Regions from separate parts of the Homo sapiens genome. Here region 2 is linked to region 1. A link is an interaction called in ENCODE POLR2A ChIA-PET data of the cell type or tissue named here. Cell type or tissue: PC-3. All regions are shown on one strand. Each heading gives the region's core, and the rest is flanking DNA. Links, peaks and the distances in the headings are about the cores only.

Region 1 (4,423 bases), core at 133-4,132:
CTGCCTGGCCGCCCATCGTCTGGGACGTGAGGAGACCCTCTGCCTGGCTGCCCAGTCTGGAAAGTGAGGAGCGTCTCTGCCCAGCCGCCATCCCATCTAGGAAGTGAGGAGCGTCTCTGCCCGGCCGCCCATCGCCTGAGATGTGGGGAGCGCCTCTGCCCCGCCGCCCCGTCTGGGATGTGAGGAGCGCCTCTGCCCCGCCGCCCCGTCTGGGATGTGAGGAGCGCCTCTGCCCGGTCGCGACCCCGTCTCGGAGGTGAGGAGCGTCTCTGCCAGGCCGCCCCATCTGAGAAGTGAGGAGACCCTCCACCTGGCAACCGCCCCGTCTGAGAAGTGAGGAGCCCCTCCGCCCGGCAGCCACCCCGTCCGGGAGGGAGGTGGGGGTCAGCCCCCGCCAGGCCAGCCGCCCCGTCCGGGAGGGAGGTGGGGGGGTCAGCCCCCGCCAGGCCAGCCGCCCCGTCCGGGAGGGAGGTGGGGGGGTCAGCCACCCGCCCGGCCAGCCGCCCCGTCCGGGAGGGAGGTTGGGGGGTCAGCCCCCCGCCCGACCAGCCGCCCCATCCTGGAGGTGAGGGGCGCCTCTGCCCGGCCGCCCCTACTGGGAAGTGAGGAGCCCCTCTGCCCGGCCTGCCGCCCCGTCCGGGAGTGAGGTGGGGGGGTCGGCCCTCCGCCTGGCCAGCCGCCCCGTCCAGGAGGGAGGTGGGGGGGTCAGCCCCCCGCCCGACCAGCCGCCCCATCCGGGAGGTGAGGGGCGCCTCTGCCCGGCCGCCCCTACTGGGATGTGGGGAGCTCCTCTGCCCGGCCACCACCCGGTCTGGGAGGTGTACCCAGCAGCTCATTGAGAGCGGGCCGGGATGACAATGGCGGTTTTGTGGAATAGAAAGGGGGGAAGGATGGGGAAAAGATTGAGAGGTCGGATGGTTGCCGTGTCTGTGTAGAGGGAAGTAGTCATGGGAGACTTTTCATTTTGTTCTGTACCAAAAAAAATTCTTCTGCCTTGGGATCCTGTTGATCGGTGACCTTACCCCCAACCCTGTGCTCTCTGAAACATGTGCTGTGTCCACTCAGGGTTAAATGGATTAAGGGTGGTGCAAGATGTGCTTTGTTAAACAGATGCTTGAAGGCAGCATGCTCATTAAGAATCATCACCACTCCCTAATCTCAAGTACCCAGGGACACAAACACTGCGGAAGGCCGCAGGGTCCTCTGCCTAGGAAAACCAGAGACCTTTGTTCACTTGTTTATCTGCTGACCTTCCCTCCACTATTGTCCTATGACCCTGCCAACTCCCCCTCTGCGAGAAACACCCAAGAATGATCAATAAAAAAAAAAAAACAGGCAAAATAACCAGCTAACATCATAATGACAGGATCAAATTCACACATAACAATATTAACGTTAAATGTAAATGGGCTAAATGCCCCAATTGAAAGACACGAACTGGCAAATTGGATAAAGAGTCAAGACCCATCAGTGTGCTGTATTAAGGAGACCCATCTCACGTGCAGAGACACACATAGGCTCAAAACAAAGGGATGGACGAAGATCTACCAGGCAAATGGAAAGCAAAAAAAAAAAAAGCTGGGGTTGCAATCCTAGTCTTTAAAATACATAGACAAAATAGACTTTAAACCAATAAAGATCAAAAGAGACAAAGAAGGCCATTACATAATGGTAAAGGGATCAATTCAACAAGAAGAGCTAACTATCCTAAATATATATGCACCCAATATAGGAGGACCCAGATTCATAAAGCAAGTTCTTAGAGACCTACAAAGAGACTTAGACTCCCACACAATAATAGTGGAAGACTTTAACACCCCACTGTCAATATTAGATCAACAAGACAGAAAATTAACAAGGACATCTAGGACTTGAACTCAGCTCTGCACCAAGCAGACCTAATAGACATCTATAGTACTCTCCATCCCATATCAACAGAATATACATTCTTCTTAGCACCACATCACACTTATTCTAAAATTGACCACATAATTGGAAGTAAAGCACTCCTCAGCAAATGTAAAAGAACAGAAATCACAACAAACTGTCTCTCGGATCACAGTGCAATCAAATTAGAACTCAAGATGAAGAAACTCACTCAAAACCACACAACTACATGGAAACTGAACAACCTGCTCCTGAATGACTACTGGGTAAATAACAAAATGAAGGCAGAAATAAAGATGTTCTTTGAAACCAACGAGAACAAAGACACAACGTACCAGAATCTCTGGGACACATTTAAAGCAGTGTGTAGAGGGAAATTTATAGCACTAAATGCCCACAAGAGAAAGCAGGAAAGATCTAAAATCAACACCCTAACATCACAATGGAAAGAACTAGAGAAGCAAAAGCAAACAAATGCAAAAGCTAGTAGAAGGCAAGAAATAACTAACATCAGAGCAGAACTGAAAGAGATAGAGACACAAAAAACTCTTCAAAAAAACCCAATGAATCCAGGAGCTGGTTTTTTGAGAAGATCAACAAAATTGACAGACTGCTAGCAAGACTAATAAAGAATAAAACAGAGAAGACTCAAATAGACGCAATAAAAAATGATAAAGGGAATATCACCACTGATCCCACAGAAATACAAACTACCATCAGACAAATAAACTAGAAAATCTAGAAGAAATGGATAAATTCCTGGACACATACACCCTCCCAAGACTAAACCAGGAAGAAGTTGAATCTCTGAATAGACCAATAACAGGCTCTGAAATTGAGGCAATAATTAATAGCCTACCAACCAAAAAAAGTCCAGGACCTGTCGGACTCACAGCCGAATTCTACCAGAGGTACAAAGGGGAGATGGTGCCATTCCTTCTGAAACTATTCCAGTCAATAGAAAAACAGGGAAACCTCCCTAACTCATTTTATGACGCCAGCATCATCCTGATACCAAAGCCCCGCAGAGACACAACAAAAAAAGAGAATTTTAGATAAATATCCCTGATGAACATCTATGCGAAAATCCTCAATAAAATACTGGCAAACTGAATCCAGCAGCACATCAAAAAGCTTATCCACCATGATCAAGTGTTCATCCCTGGGATGCAAGGCTGGTTCAACATACGCAAATCAACAAACGTAATCCATCACATAAACAGAACCAGAGACAAAAACCACATGATTATCTCAATAGATGCAGAAAAGGCCTTTGACAAAATTCAACAGCCCTTCATGCTAAAAACACTCAATAAGCTAGGTATTGATGGAATGTATCTCAAAATAATAAGAGCTATTTATGACAAACCCACAGCCAATATCATACTGAATGGGCAAAAACTGGAAGCATTCCCTTTGAAAACCGGCACAAGACAAGGATGCCCTCTCTCACCACTCCTATTCAACATAGTGTTGGAAGTTCTGGCCAGGGCAATCAGGCAAGAGAAAGAAATAAAGGGTATTCAATTAGGAAAAGAGGAAGTCAAATTGTCCGTTTGCAGATGACATGATTGTATATTTAGAAAACCCCATCGTCTCAGCCCAAAATCTCCTTAAGCTGATAAGCAACTTCACCAAGTCTCAGGATACAAAATCAACGTGCAAAAATCACAAGCATTCCTATACACCAGTAACAAACAAACAAACAAACAAAGAGCCAAATCATGAGCGAACTCCCATTCACAATTGCTACAAAGAGAATAAAATACCTAGGAATGTAACTCACAAGGAATGTGAAGGACCTCTTCGAGGAGAACTACAAACTACTGCTCAACAAAATAAAAGAGGACTCAAACAAATGAAGAACATTCCATGCTCATGGATAGGAAGAATCAATATAGTGAAAATGGCCATATTGCCCAAGGTAATTTATAGATTCAATGCCATCCCCATCAAGCTACCAATGACTTTCTTCACAGAATTGGAAAAAACTACTTTAAAGTTCATATGGAACCAAAAAAGAGCCCACATTGCCAAGACAATCCTAAGCAAAAAGAGCAAAGCTTAGGAGGCATCGCACTACCTGACTTCAAACTATACTACAAGGTTACAGTAACCAAAACAGCATGGTACTGGTACCAAAACAGATATATAGACCAATGGAACAGAACGGAGGCCTCAGAAATAACAGAACACATCTACAACAATCTGATCTTTGACAAACCTGACAAAAACAAGCAATGGGGAAAGGATTCCCTTTTTAATAAATGGTGCTGGGAAAACTGGCTAGCCATATGAAGAAAGCTGAAATTGGATCCCTTCCTTACATCTTATACAAAAATTAATTCAAGATGGATTAAAGACTTAAATGTTAGACCTAAAACCATAAAACCCTAGAATAAAACCTAGGCAATACCATTCAGGACATAGGCATGAGCAAGGACTTCATGACTAAAACACCAAAAGCAATGGCAACAAAAGCCAAAAAAGACAAATGGGATCTAATTAAACTAAAGAGCTTCTGCATGTCAAAAGA
Region 2 (4,423 bases), core at 188-4,187, 210 kb after region 1:
ACACAGAATTGCTTTGGCATCTGAAGCAGGTTCCCTCCTCTTTGGCAGTAGATATGGCTTTTCCTGATTTTTTTGAGGTAACACTGAAGGGAGAGTGCACTGGAGTGACAGTAAGAGTGAGGAGGTATACTATTGCTATGGCAGCGGAGTGGCCAATGGCACAGCCTCCCACGAATGTTGGAAGAGCCCCGCAATCTGGAACCTGTGTTTTGCAGCTGTCCCCTCACTCCCTACCACCATCCCACTCTCCACCAATTGTGCCTTTGCTCATCTTTCACAGTGGAGGTATGATCTCTTCAGTCAATGCAAATGCTGCTCACAGGATATTTGCTGAAACCTATATAGCTTCAGCAACTATTCTATCACTTCCAGATTCCTTTCTTTCTTTCCTTGGACCTGCTAGGAACCTATTTTTAGTCTGAGTAGAAAGTAACTATTTGGGTCTCTTTTCCACTTTTCCACTTTCTGGCAAAAATATCGGCATGAAAGAAAACAGAGCAAAAAGAATATTTCCACACAGCTGGGCTAGTACTCCCTTCCACTGAATCCTTTTCTGAGATGGCCTCATTTCTTTCTTTCTTTGATTTTTTCCTTTTCTTTTTCTTGATCATACAAGTATTTATTTTAGAAAAATTTAGAAAATACATAATGGCACAAAGAAGAAAATAAAAATCACCCACTCACAATCCTACCCACTATAGTTAAGCTAAATTAACACTTCGGTACTACTTCTGGTCTTTTTTTCCTCCCCCCTCAGCAAAAATAAGCAGCTTTAGATATCTCATATTCAAGCAAGAAAGTTAAGTTGCATGTGCTATCTGATAACCTGCTTTTTCCACCTACGAATACATGGTAATGAACATTCTTATCACTGATCCTGTGTGTACATCTTTTATTCCTTAAGGTTAAGTTCCTAGAAATGGAACCATGGGGTCAAAGGGTACAGACATTTTTTAAGCTTTTGATATGTTTGCCAAGTGCTGAAATGACCTCATTTCTTAACTTCTAAAACGTTCCATATGCCTATTAAATTCCCATTCCTAAGTCAAGTGAGGGAAGGCAGTGAGGAAGAAAAACTTGTGAAGGCACATTTTGGTAGAGAAAGGTGACACCGTTAACCGGGGAGGCAATGGAGAAGCAGCAGGAGATATGCCTCAACACTGTTATATGACTGACAGATTTCCATAAATGGTACATGGACATTAATGTAAAGTTGTCCTCCAGTGCCACATGTTACCTTTCCACCTCTACAACACCCACATCTGAGACTGACACCTCTGACTTCTGGCTCAGACACAGCCAGTACCTGACGTAATCTCCACTTTTCTTGTTGACACTGTAGTTTGTCAGATGCATGAACTGGTTCCGAATGTTCTTGGCTCCTTGATCATATCGCACAGTTGCAAACCTGATAGAAGGGAAACAGGTTAAATGCCAGGAACAGAGTTTCAAGGAAATACAGGCTGGAACTGAGGATCAATGAGATAATAATAAAGGAGGGTAATATCATTACCTAACAAATACCAAGTGCCTACTAAGTGCTAACTCCCATTCTAAGTGTTTTATAATGTCATACTTAATTCAATCCTTAAAGCAACCCTATGAAGTAGATAATATCGTATCCAAGTTGAAAAACAGATGTGAAAACTAAATGTGGTCTATTAAATAACTTGTTCAAGATCACACCAACTCCAAAACCCATGGACTTAATCACAACAAGACATTGCTTCTCTTATATAGAACATTACACCAATAGGAAGAATGAAAATTGAAAATATAGCTATTTACAACCTGGGAAATTGTGTGTAGGATACTGTGAAAGATGCAGCATTAGCTGGTCCAGAAATAACAACTGGCTGGGCATGGTGGCTCATGCCTCTAATCTCAACACTTTGGGAGGCCGAGGCAGGAGGATTGCTTGAGCCCAGGAGTTTGAGACCAGCCTAGGCAACACTGCAAGACCCTATCTCTACAAAAAATTAAAAAATTAAGCAGGCGTGGTAGTGTGCACCTGTAGTCCCAGCTACTTGGGAGGCCAAGGTGAGAAGACTGCTTGAGCCCAGGAGACAGAGGCTGCAGTGAGCTGTGATCGCACCACTACACTCCAGCCTAGGCAACAGAAACACCGACTGAGTGCCCACACAGTGCCTGGTACTATAGCATTCAATGAAAAAAAAAATAAGCAAAAAGAAAAAATGACAGCACAGCTATATGTAGGCTTAGAGCTGACATCCATAGAAAGAATAGAACTGATCCATAATACTCATTTAAAAAGAATGATAATGACAGCATTAACAGCAGACAAAGCAAAACGGCATAAATATGGGCACAGTGCAAGAGACTTAGTCCTGAATTTGAAATGAAGGCAAAAGAGGAATTAAACATGGAGCCCACTGAAAACAGGGTAGCAATTTGATATCCCGGACTGTTGTCAAAAGAAGACCAAAGTATAAAATACATGTGCCTCTGAAGGAAGTAACCAGGGAAAGAGAGAACTTTCCAGTGATGCTCAATATCAACAAAAGGATGCTCAGTATCAACAAAAGGACACTCAAGGCGAATGGTTATGGTAGATATCAACCCCTGTTTACATACCACTGTAACCATATCACCCTTCACTAGAGTGGTTTTCCCAAGAGGCATATCCAAGTGTGTGAAAAAAAAAAGAAGGCCACAAGTTTATTTTCATATGACTTACAAATTATTTACATATGCTTACTCAGACTATGAAGTCAACATGAATTTTCACCACATTAAAGGTCAGCATTAAAAAACTTTCCTCTTCTCTGTTTCTTCTCATCCACCCACTATCTCCACTCCCTAATTCCCTGTACCAGAAATATACAAGAGCCAAAGAAAGAATAGTGAAAAGAAAAAAAACCCCAAACCCAAAAAACTAAAATAAACAAACATGAGGCTAGGAAAAAGGATGTGGACAAAGAGAAAATGATGACTAGGCTAAAAGACAAGAGTTTGATGAGCATTATTATGTCTGTGCTTGAGAAGGACCCCAGATTTTCTAGAAACTTCCAACTTCCAGTAGTTATCACTTAACTTCTAGCCATGTCACACCCCAGTGCCCTGGTGAGTAACCCTTGCCTATGCATCCCAATCTTCCTCTAATAGATTGTCCAAGCAAGTTGCAGACTGTCATTCTCTGAATTCTTGTGAGATGCAAAGGGGCCCCGTGCTGGCTGCCTGCCTCAGCCAGACATTACCTCAAGGTGACATCCCTCCTGTCATCCTCTCCCCTCAAAGAACAATGAATTAGAAGGAGGGGAAAGCTTCTGCTTCAGAAAAAGAGGCTTTTCATCTCTTGTAGTTACTACAAGTACTTGATCTAACTTGGTCAACATGAAAAGCCTGACAAAAGTCTGTGGTGAGCTGGAATCGGGTACCAACACATTTGTCATTCCTATATTCTTTTTTTCAAGAGGGCTGCACATCTAAAAAAAAAAAAAATCATGTTTCTTCTTCCTAATCTTCCTTTTCACTGGAGCATTTTATTCTGAACCCCAGCAAGGATAAGATTTCTAATATCAAAGCGTGGAATTCTAAACTGAGTGTATGAAGCAGAAGCAGCAAAAATTAAAGTGAAACAAAAAAGCTTAAAGGAAAAGTTCCCCTGAAGGGTGAAAGTGCTCCACTCCATATCTCCCTCAGTCTAGTGGGGAACATACACTATGGAGAGAAAAGGTGTGCATGTTCATCTTTCCTCCTACCCCAGTAAGAGCTTATAGCTCTCACTAAAATCCATAGTAAATAAGCCATCATCATCATCTGACCACTATTTTCTTTTTTATTGTCTAGACCACAGGTCACATTAGTCTTGAATGTGACCTACTGGTCAAGTTCTGATTAACCTACAAAAGCTTTGTTTTTTCTTTTAAACTTTAATTACCTGAACAACATATAAAAATCAGACCTTCCTTCTTGCAGCCCAGGGGTAGCCAGGGCCCACATGAGGAAGATGGTGAGTTACAAAAAAAAAAAAAAAAAAAAAAGGAAGATGGTGAGTAGGGTGGGAAGTCAGCCAGAAGCACAAGGAGGTTTTCTAAGCAGGGAGGCCACCAAATAAGGGTATAAATCCATATAAAAACGGCATCTGAATGGGACAGTGGCCCAGTGGGGTCAGGAAACTGGCCACATACAAAGGAATTGAGCAAATAAATAAATATGTTAAAGATACTGCGAGCCAGATTTCCTGCTGTTGGAAAAGAGATTTTAAAATATGAAAAGCAAAAAACAAGAAGGAACTCTGTAGTTTTGAACTAGAATTGTGCGTACTAGTATAAACTTCTATTTTTCAACAATACATTAGAGACAGATATAGAAATACAGATGTACAAGTGTATATGTACATAAATACATAATTTCCTAACTCTGCTCATGGCCAGGGTCTGAAAGCAGAAATGCCCCAAAA

Evidence for each region. ChIA-PET counts read pairs that join two places held together with the same protein. Peaks named below come from ENCODE experiments on the same cell type or tissue, not always from the same donor. Only the 100,000 strongest peaks of a DNase experiment are listed, where the experiment ranks them.
Region 2: POLR2A ChIA-PET joins it to region 1 with 9 read pairs; 3 of 35 experiments call an interaction of 5 or more read pairs at or near these places.

What each region holds. Positions count from the first base shown.
Region 1 is chr14:75,921,199-75,925,621 of GRCh38, reverse strand. All of the region lies in intron 31 of TTLL5 (tubulin tyrosine ligase like 5), which reads right to left. Among named protein-coding and RNA genes, the nearest start is that of TGFB3, 59 kb to the left of the region's middle. In PC-3, for the core only: no CTCF peak of the experiment used is centred there; no DNase peak of the experiment used is centred there.
Region 2 is chr14:75,714,846-75,719,268 of GRCh38, reverse strand. TTLL5 (tubulin tyrosine ligase like 5) reads right to left here. Exons shown (of 32, transcript NM_015072.5): 10 at 1,307-1,408. Among named protein-coding and RNA genes, the nearest start is that of TTLL5, 56 kb to the right of the region's middle. In PC-3, for the core only: no CTCF peak of the experiment used is centred there; a DNase peak (open chromatin) is centred at 2,668; H3K27ac peaks cover 1,273 bases.